Regions from separate parts of the Homo sapiens genome. Here region 2 is linked to region 1. A link is an interaction called in ENCODE POLR2A ChIA-PET data of the cell type or tissue named here. Cell type or tissue: HepG2. All regions are shown on one strand.

Region 1 (5,000 bases):
CCATGGAATACTATGCAGCCATAAAAAGGATGAGTTCTTGTCCTTTGTAGGGACATGGATGAGGCTGGAAACCATCATTCTGAGCAAACTATCGCAAGGACAGAAAACCAAACACTGCATGTTCTCACTCATAGGTGGGAATTGAACAATGAGAACACTTGGACACAGGGCGGGGAACATCACACACTGGGGCCTGTGGTGGGGTAGGGGGAGGGGGGAGGGACAGCATTAAGAGAAATACCTAATGTAAATGACGAGTTAATGGGTCCAGCACACCAACATGGCACATGTTTACATATGTAACAAACCTGCATGTTGTACACATGTACCCTAGGACTTAAAGTATAATAAAATTAATAAATAAATTAATTAATTTTTAAAATCTCCAAAAAAGGACTCTAAAAAAATGTATTACTAAATACTTTTTGAAGTATTTTAAGGGTTTTAAAATACTTTAAAAAAGTATTTTAAAGGTTACTAAAACTAGTAACCATCATTTTGTTAATATCAAATATCCAATGTTCAAAATCTCATAAATGTCATTGTTGATTTTTATGGATATTTTATATGAATCAGGCTCAAAATAAAGACCACTTATTGCTATTGGCAAAAACAAAAACCACAAAACAACAGAAGGAAAAGACCCCCTCCTCCTCTCTATAGCCAAAAGTGGAAAAATGAAGCAAGAAAGTCTTCTGTGTTAATTAAGAAGATGACGCTAGAAAACATCTAGTTTTAGTATTTCTTCTATCCGTGAGATTCTGTGTTTCTCAGAGTTACTTCCTCGTAGGCAGCTGCAGGCATTTTTGGCTGTGGCATGCATTTCTGCCACGTAGAAAGATAAAGCATATGTGTCTGATGAAGAAAATTCAAGTGGGTTCATTGATAATTTGGGAAGCTGGAGTTAGGAGAAGGCTAGAACCCCTTCTAGGGTGGTTGCTTGAATTGGCATTACTGAATTTTAATTCACTTCTCTATAGTAGAAGTTTCCCCTAAATGTATTTTATTCACATACACTCACAAAGTTTTATTCAGTGGAGAAACATTTGTAATATAAACCTGCAAATTTTTCTAGATTTCTTAGAGTCAGTCATCTGCTTGTCAGCATTTCAGGCTAGAAGGCACTACAAATTAACCTGAGATAACTGAAGCAAAATCTCTGTGCTTGGCATAATTGTTAGGAAAAATCAATTTCTTTTGAAAGGTAAACACAGGCCCTGTGAACAGCTGATGGGCCAGCTGAAGTCACTTTTCACTGGATTTGTGATAACTTTCAGATTCATAGGCTAGAAGAAAGCTCAAAGAAAATGGATGGAAAGGTTGGGAAGGCTAAAATAAATTCCTGGTATAGCTAATTTCTATAAAAACAAGTGTTTTTCAGTAAATAGATTCAATCTGCAACAAAATGAGACATTGGTTTGCTAATTTCTTACTGTATCATACTGCAATGGTTTGATCTTTACAAATTGCATTTCCTTTTCATCCACATCCAGCTACATTTGTAGGCCTCACCTTACCTATCCACCCCTGCTGTGATATTTTTGGACTAAGAAGTAACCACCTACTCTCAATCTGAAAGTTTCTTGGTGAAGAAAAACAAAACACAGAAATCCTAAAAGAGAAGTGCCATCACTTTCCCAATGGCAGTTGGACTCACTGTTTAAGTAATATGTAAATGGAAACCGAAACTGTGGGGATGCTGCCTTTAAAACTGCCCAAGAGTGCCCCTTTCCCCATCACTAGCCCACAATGCCTGCATCATGCACATTATGAAGAAGTATGGCAAATGGAGAACAGCTGTGGGAAGATATAAACATAATCCACAAATGGCTCAGAAGAGAAGGTACCAGACAATTGGTCCTGTGATATGTTCTACGGTGCCGATTCTCAGAGGACATTTTTAGAGAATGATTTTGCTTTCTAGCTTGGGCTCACTCATAACAGCCATAAATATACCCAAACTTTGTCTTCATTCAGTCATTGATTCAGTAGATTATTGGAATCATGAGGCCAAAAAGTTTTGTTTTGTTTCATTTTAGTTCTTTAATGGTTCTCAAAGTAGCATCATAAAGAAGCTGCTTTTTTGGACCCTAGCAATGTCTGGAAGAAGCAGTAGCTCTCTTTGACAAATGAAGGAGCTGAGGCCCTGTGAGACAGAACAACTGCTTGGAGTCAACTCTGAAGACAGACAGAGGTCCCCCAGCTCTGAGGACACAGCTGTCCTTGGATTCCAAGATCCCTAACTTGTCGGCCAGCTCTGATTCCTACACACCGCTACTGAGCCACTTAAGTCTCTCTCAGCCTCAGTTTCCAGATCATTGCTTTGTCTACCACACAGGGCCTGAGAGAGATCAGATGAAATTAGATGAGAGAGGGCTCTGGACACTGGTGAAGCCACACATGGGTAAAATGACCTTGAAGGGAGCCCCACGTGCTCACAGGGTGGCCCTTGAGCCACATCAAAGGCTTGCACTTCCTGAGTCATTGTTTGTGTGTTTATGGATGAGTTCCTGTAGCGGTCACCCAGCCCCAGTGCCCTGATAGCTCTGAAGCATGCGCTCCAGGGTGGGGCCAGCATCACGAGACACCGAGGGGAGATGGGAGGGTTGTGGGGGTGGGAGGAAAAGCCTTGTTTACTCCCAGAGAGCTTGCCTGCCAGGCTTGGGGCCAGGATATCTATGCACCTTAGGTCAGGTGTTGCACCCAGAAAAGGCTGCAGAGGGCAGCACCTCGGGAAGAAATCCAGGCACTTGCCTTCTAGCCTAACCCTTCCCCATTCCCATTCCACACCTTCACTGTGCTTCAGCTGTTCTTCTTCTAAGTGAGCCTGTAATGCAGAGAAAAGAGCACCGATAGGTTCTAGTCCCTGTGTTTATCCACTGACTTACTGTCATGTCCCTTACCTTCCCTGGGACTCAGTTTCCTCATCTGCAAAATTGGGATACTACTTCATCTATATACTGCCACTGAAATTTTGTGAGGGTCAGTTCAGACCAAACTCATGTATGTGTATCTCTCTGTGTGTGCATGACTGTGCATGCAAGTGCACAGGTGAGAGACAAACAGAGACAGAAAGAAACTGAGAGAATGAGAGTGAGAGAGGCCAGGCACAGTGGCTCATGCCTGTAATCCCAGCACTTCAGCAGGCTGATGCGGGAGGATTGCTTCAGTGCAGGAGATCAAGAACAGCCTGGGCAACATAGCGAGATGCTGCCTCTACAAAATAAATAAAATAAAATAAGAGAGTGAGAGAAAACCTTGAGAAGTGTAACACCCTATGCAAATACAAAGTATTTTTTTTCTTTTTCTTCCTTTTTTTAAATTTATTTATTTATTTATTTTTTTATTATTATACTTTAAGTTTTAGGGTACATGTGCACCTTGTGCAGGTTGGTTACATATGTATACATGTGCCATGCTGGTACATTGCACCCACTAACTCGTCATCTAGCATTAGGTATATCTCCCAATGCTATCCCTCCCCCCTCCCCCCACCCCACCACAGTCCCCAGAGTATGATATTCCCCTTCCTGTGTCCATGTGATCTCAATGTTCAATTCCCACCTATGAGTGAGAATATGCGGTGTTTGGTTTTTTGTTCTTGCGATAGTTTACTGAGAATGATGATTTCCAATTTCATCCATCCAGCCATGAACTCATCGTTTTTTATGGCTGCATAGTATTCCATGGTGTATATGTGCCACATTTTCTTAATCCAGTCTATCATTGTTGGACATTTGGGTTGGTTCCAAGTCTTTGCTATTGTGAATAATGCCGCAATAAACATACGTGTGCATGTGTCTTTATAGCAGCATGATTTATAGTCATTTGGGTATATACCCAGTAATGGGATGGCTGGGTCAAATGGTATTTCTAGTTCTAGATCCCTGAGGAAACGCCACACTGACTTCCACAATGGTTGAATTTTTTTTTTTTTAGACAGAGTCTCACTCTGTTGCTGAGGCTGGAATGGAGTGATGCATTCTCAGCTCCCTGCAACCTCTTCCTCCCAGCTTCAAGCGATTTTCATGCCTCAGCCTCCCGAGTAGCTGGAACTACAGGCATGCACCACCACACCCAGCTAATTTTTGTATTTCTAGCAGAGAAATACAGTTTCGCCATGTTGGCCAGGCCGGTCTGAAGCTCATGGCCTCAAATGATCTGCCCGCATCAGCCTCTCAAAGTTCTGGGATTATAGGCATGAGTCACTGTGCCTGGCTGCAAAGTATTTTCTTTAAAGCTGACATTATCTGAGCTTTGGAAAATTCAGAGACCCCAATGGATATAATGTGATATTTTTTGTTCCAAGGTTCCCTGAGCTCAGTAGAGATCTTGCCTGAGTTGTCCTTCGGATATTCTAGGATACCCATTTTACAGATGTGTGGAGGGAGATAGAGGTAGGACCAAGGAGATTGGCAGGATGTGTACTCATTTTCCAAACCACTTCCAAACGATGGCCAAGAAGAAATGCAATGAAGGAATGCACTCTGATTGATCCCTGGCATAGTTAAACAATGGCTCTTAATGCAGTCTGGATGGGGGCAGTGTGGGGTGGGGGTGGATTGAGTGCTTACTACATGCTAGGTGCTCACCATCCTGTTGACAACTGCTGATGAGTATAAATTGCCTTCCTCAGAACAGGCAGGCTTTCTTGTCCTGTCAAATGGGATAGTTTAGCAAAGTGAGCCAGAACTCAAAACTGGAAAAAATATCAAGCTTGTTTTCTAAAGTTTGAATCAAACCATATATTTTTTTTCCCTTGAGTTACAAAGGAAAGCTAAGTTACAGCTTCTCACTTATCCCCAACATCCGCTAATAGATCCATTCCAATATGAATCAACTTATTCCTTTTTTCACAATAACTAGTGTACTATAAAAAAATCTAAATTCCATCATATTATCTGAACTGACTGGATTTGGTCTGAGGCCAAGGTTGTGCCACAGAAGAAAAGGCCACACCCAATTAGGACATCACCAGAGTTTCAAGGTCTTTGTCTGAG
Region 2 (5,000 bases), 120 kb before region 1:
TTTCAAATTATGGTGTTGGAAGAACTTTTTAAATCACTTTTCCATGCACTGTATCTATGTAAACATGCAAAAACAGACCTGTTCCTAGCATATAGGAACATGATTGTGTGCGCATGTGCGCATACACACACACACACACACACACACACACACACACACACACACACAGGCATGGAGGTTGTGGCAGTGCCTTGCTGGATTTCCAGGCAGAGTTATTTGCCTCCCAGTCCTTTTCCACACAAGCCCACCTCCCAAAGCCAGAGCCAGGACAGACAGCGTGCTCTACAGAGGAACCACCCTGAGACTTCCTGAAAAGGGACAGAGCTGAAGGGCCTATCAGAAGCTCTGGGCTGGCTTCCAAAGGAGACAGATCTCTATTCCAAGAGAAGTGGTGAATGAGCTTGTGACACTGGCCCTGCCGTGGAGTCTGCAGAGGCCCCAGAGGCATCTTTGCTGGAGAAGGAGAGAGAGCCCCAGAGTGACAGAGGCTGAGCAGCTGTCTTCAGCATGCCAAGAAGAGCTCAGGCCCTGCTTGTAGAAGCTTTCACTAAGCCACAAATATATGTTCCACATCTGCTGTGTGCCAGGCACTTAGCTAGCTGCTGGAGAGACGGGGGTCAAAAAATCATCACACCCTGCCCTCATGTAGTTTATAGTAGAATGAGGGAAAATTATGTAAACACATTTGAATCAGATAATGATGGCTCTCAGTATGGGGCCTCTACCATAGCCCAGCCTGAGGCTATGCAGGTCACCTATATTTCTCAGTTGAGGTAGATACTGTTAGCTCCTTTTCCCAAGTGTGGAAACTGAGGCTAAAGTGGCTCAAGGAAAAGCTGGGACACAAATATCTGTGTTCTTAACACCTGCTATACATGGCAACTTCTACAGCTGCAGAGAAGTACCACATCTTCTGACACCACAGTGCTTGTATTCTTTCTGGATGAAAAGAACTTGGAAGCAAACTAATTCTCTTATCTGAGACTCAGTTTCCTCATCTGTAAAATGGGCTTGACTTCTGCCATCCCCACCTTCTGTGGGTAGAATGAGAAAGAAATGAGGGCCAGTTCAAGTGTGGGACACACATCTCCAAACTATCCTAACGCTAGGGAATGTAGTTTGAGGGCTCAGTGGAGGTGCCTTGGATGGGAGTGTTGGGATTTTGAGCTAGGGAACTTGGTTTTGGTGACCCAGGGCATGAGGAAGCATGCCAGGTTTTGTAAGAATGAGTTTTATGCTGCACCTGGGATTAAGGAAGGCGTTAGTTCTTCGGGGTGATGGCTGAGGGAGAAGTCCCTTTGAGGGAGAAGTCTCCTCTAGAAGGGAGCATATAGGGAAAGCTGCTGTTGGGGTCCAGGGTGGAGGTGGTCAAGGCTGGCTGCAGAAAGGAAGGGAGCCCCCTAGGAGGCACTGTGGAGCAAAAGGTGGCTGCTACCAGGATGGGATGCGAACACAGATTCATCTAGAAACAGCTCCACTTGGGCAAGACTTGTTTACTAGGATATCCATAGCTCCCATAGTGGGAGCTCAGTAAATATTTATGGAATAATGAAGTGGAGAGGCAAAGGAATCAACATGACAGCAGCATTTAAAAAGTTCTCCAAAAATCTTAAAAGACAGAAGGATTGCTAGCCAGGGAGAAGAACATACTAACCGATGCCCAAAGTATTTACCTGAATTAAAGGCGGGGCCCAGGATTGCTGCCGCCGGAACTGAGGTGGCATGTGGCCCACCCTGTGACTAACAGGCCTTGGACTTACACGTACCTTCCACCTTGCATTGTAACCTCACTGCCCCAGCCATGGTCATCTCCCAGGGCAGGGACTGTCATCTCCCTGTGGCAGATGAAGAAGCAGCAATTTTTCCAAGCCATGAAGTGAAAGAATGATGGGGCAGATTCCCATCCCTGGGCTTCTAGTTTAGCACTCCTCGGATTACAGCAGGGATTTGTTTGTAAGGGAGCTAACATTTCTTAAGTACCTACTAAATATTTATGAGACATGGGGATAGAGGCTCTGCATGTGCTGTTTTATTTAATGCATGCATTAAATTAAATACACTAAATTAGACACAACCCCATTTTACAGCTGGTAAAACTGTAGCTGTATGGAAAGTGGTTAACACACTGTTTGGCATGTAGTAAGTGCTTTATAAATGTTAGCAGTAATCATGAGATTGTTTTTATGGGGTCATCCAAAGTCATATAATTAAAAGTGGTAGATCTGAGGCTCAGACTCAGGTCTGATTCCATGCCCTTCCTTCCACTGCAGCTGGCTGCTTCCCTGAAGGGCTAGGTCCAGTTTCCGAGGCCTATCCAGGAGCCATCAGCTGGGTGCTCCCATCCAGGCCAGGGGGGAAGTGTCCTTTAGAGAGGCCCTGCTGGTTCACTGTGTCTGTTTCTTTACAGATACAATGAGGTGAAGAAGAAAATGGATCCTGGCTTCCCCAAGCTCATCGCAGATGCCTGGAATGCCATCCCCGATAACCTGGATGCCGTCGTGGACCTGCAGGGCGGCGGTGAGCCACCCAGGACTGTCTCCGCTTTCTAGGACTCCCCGCCCCTAGCCAGGGCCCAGCTCCTTGCAAATACACACTTCTTTATTGTGCAGGGCAGGCAGGCAGGCGGCGCCCAGGAAAACAAATCAACTCCTTCATCCTAGTGCTGGGAAGGTTTCCAGATCCCTGACCTCTGCTCCTTGGCCTGGCTCCAGGCAGTAAGACCCAGAAAGACTTCTCACAGCTGCAGGGCCTGGAGCCAGGGCAGGGGAGGGCGGAAGGCCTGGGCCAGGGGAGAAGGAACATGGGCTCTGTGCCGTGGATTCATTCTGGGGTTTGATCCAGGCCCATTTGCGTTTTGCAGGAGGCCTGTGACCACCTCCCATTAGCAGAAGGATGGCTCCATTTGAGACAAGGCAAACTTTGTCATGCTCTGTTGCTCATGTGGCAAAGATCCTCCACTCAACCAGTTTGCCCCTGGCCCCCTGCTGATTAAAACACAACCAGTAGCAGCGAGGGATAGAATTTGGAGTTTGAAAATCATACTCTTGAGGAGGCATCTGTGAGCTTTCTAGGGTCCTGGAAATGGGTCCAGTTTGGCTTTTTTTAGAGGAGATTTCAACTAAATTCCACAGATTTTTTTTTTTTTGAGCACCTACTGTATGCTAAGCACAGGCCCTGACCTCCAGTAGCTGAAGGTCTTACATGTCCAAGAAAATGCAGTGTACAATCAGATGCTAGATTAGGAGTTATCTTCAAGAATAAACATCTATTGAGCACCTACTACATGCTAGCATATTAATAGTAAATGAGATTATGTATGTCAGGAGTCACAAACTCCAACAGCTCCATGTGTCAGGCAGGTAGCACAAATGAGTAAAGCAGGCAGGGGCAGACAGTGGGGAACTGTGGAGTCTGTGCGGAATCAGAGCACATGCCTCATTTACAGGAGACACTTTCTTCTCACCTTCAGATAATTATTGGCGGGCAAGATTAGGGGCCTAGGCAGCTGCCATGGTTCACACCTGTCATCCCAGCACTCTGGGAGGCCAAGGCAGGAGAACTGCTTGAGCGCAGGAGTTTGAGACCAGCCTGGGCAACATAGTGAGACTCTATCTCTACAAAAAAATTTTAAAAAACATTAGCTACACATGACGGCGCATACCTGTAGTCCCAGCTACTGGGGAGGGTGAGCAGAGAGGATCGCTTGAGCCCAGGAGTTTAAGGCTGCAGTGAGCCGTGTTCATGCCGCTGCATTCCAGACTGGGTGACAGAGTGAGACCTGGTCTCAAAAAAAAAGAATGGGGCCTGGTGTTGTTAGATATTCTATATTAGATATTCTAGTTTTTTTAAAGGAAGCCAGAAATCTGTACTTCTGTGTGACTTTTTGGATGTTTACATGTTGGCAAGTTATTCAGATTTAAAGACAAAACAAAACAAACTTGTGAGAGTCAAATAAAACCCATCTGTGGGCCTGACAGGACTGGATATATCCTGTTTTGCCACCTCTGGTACATGGAATGTGCTTAGTTTGATGCTTGTGTTAAGTGGAGTTATTGTTTTTAATAATAGCATATGTTATCTGACTTAATGCTCACTGCAAGCCCTAGAAGGTTGATAATCTTTATCCTCATCTTAGAGATGAGCAAACAGGGAATAAAAGAGCTTATTTCACAGCCATTTCCCTTCTTCCACTCCCAGAGGGGGCTCTTCTGGGCTTTTGTTGTGTTTTGGTTTTGTTTTTGTTTTCTTTTCTTCAATCAGCTCAGATTGAAACAATTGAATTTTTTTTTTTTTTTTTTTGAGACAGAGTCTCCCTCTGTCGCCCAGGCTGGAGTGCAGTGGCGCGATCTTGGCTCACTGCAAGCTCCGCCTACTGGGTTCACACCATTCTCCTGCCTCAGCCTCCCGAGTAGCTGGGACTACAGGCGCCTACCACCACGCCCGGCTAATTTTTTGTATTTTTAGTAGAGACGAGGTTTCACCATGTTAGCCAGGATGGTCTTGATCTCCTGACTTCGTGATCTGCCCGTCTCGGCCTCCCAAAGTGCTGGGATTACAGGCGTGAGCCACCGCGCCCCGCCACAGTTGAGTTTTTTTTTTGGCGGGGGGACAAGGTCTTGCTCTATCACCCAGGCTAGAGGCACAATCATAGCTCACTGCAGCCTCGAACTCCTGGGCTTAAGCGACCCTCCCACGTCAGCCTCCTAAGTAGCTTGGACTACAGGAATGTACCACTATACCCAGCTAATTTAAATATGTTTTTCGTAGAAATGGGGGTCTCTCTATGCTGCCCAAGCTGGTCTCGAACTCCTGGGCTCAAGCAATCCTCCTGCCTCAGCCTTTCAAAGCTCTCTTCTCGTTTAAAAGCTTCTTCCCTATGCCAGGCAGAAATTCAAAGTTCCCAGGAACCTTCTGTGTGCCAGAATGTCAGGATAAGGGGGTCACGGTCTCTTCTTTCTCTATCCCAGGTCACAGCTACTTCTTCAAGGGTGCCTATTACC

What was found. Peaks named below come from ENCODE experiments on the same cell type or tissue, not always from the same donor. Only the 100,000 strongest peaks of a DNase experiment are listed, where the experiment ranks them.
Region 2: POLR2A ChIA-PET joins it to region 1 with 5 read pairs; 3 of 35 experiments call an interaction of 5 or more read pairs at or near these places.

What each region holds. Positions count from the first base shown.
Region 1 is chr16:55,620,759-55,625,758 of GRCh38, forward strand. No RefSeq gene overlaps it. Among named protein-coding and RNA genes, the nearest start is that of SLC6A2, 33 kb to the right of the region's middle. In HepG2, a CTCF peak has its summit at 2,728 (motif pointing right); a DNase peak (open chromatin) is centred at 2,543.
Region 2 is chr16:55,500,372-55,505,371 of GRCh38, forward strand. MMP2 (matrix metallopeptidase 2) reads left to right here. Exons shown (of 13, transcript NM_004530.6): 12 at 2,408-2,517; 13 at 4,968-5,000. Among named protein-coding and RNA genes, the nearest start is that of LPCAT2, 6.2 kb to the right of the region's middle. RefSeq lists an enhancer at 2,122-2,623. In HepG2, CTCF peaks have their summits at 1,413 and 2,600; a DNase peak (open chromatin) is centred at 2,670; H3K4me3 peaks cover 337 bases.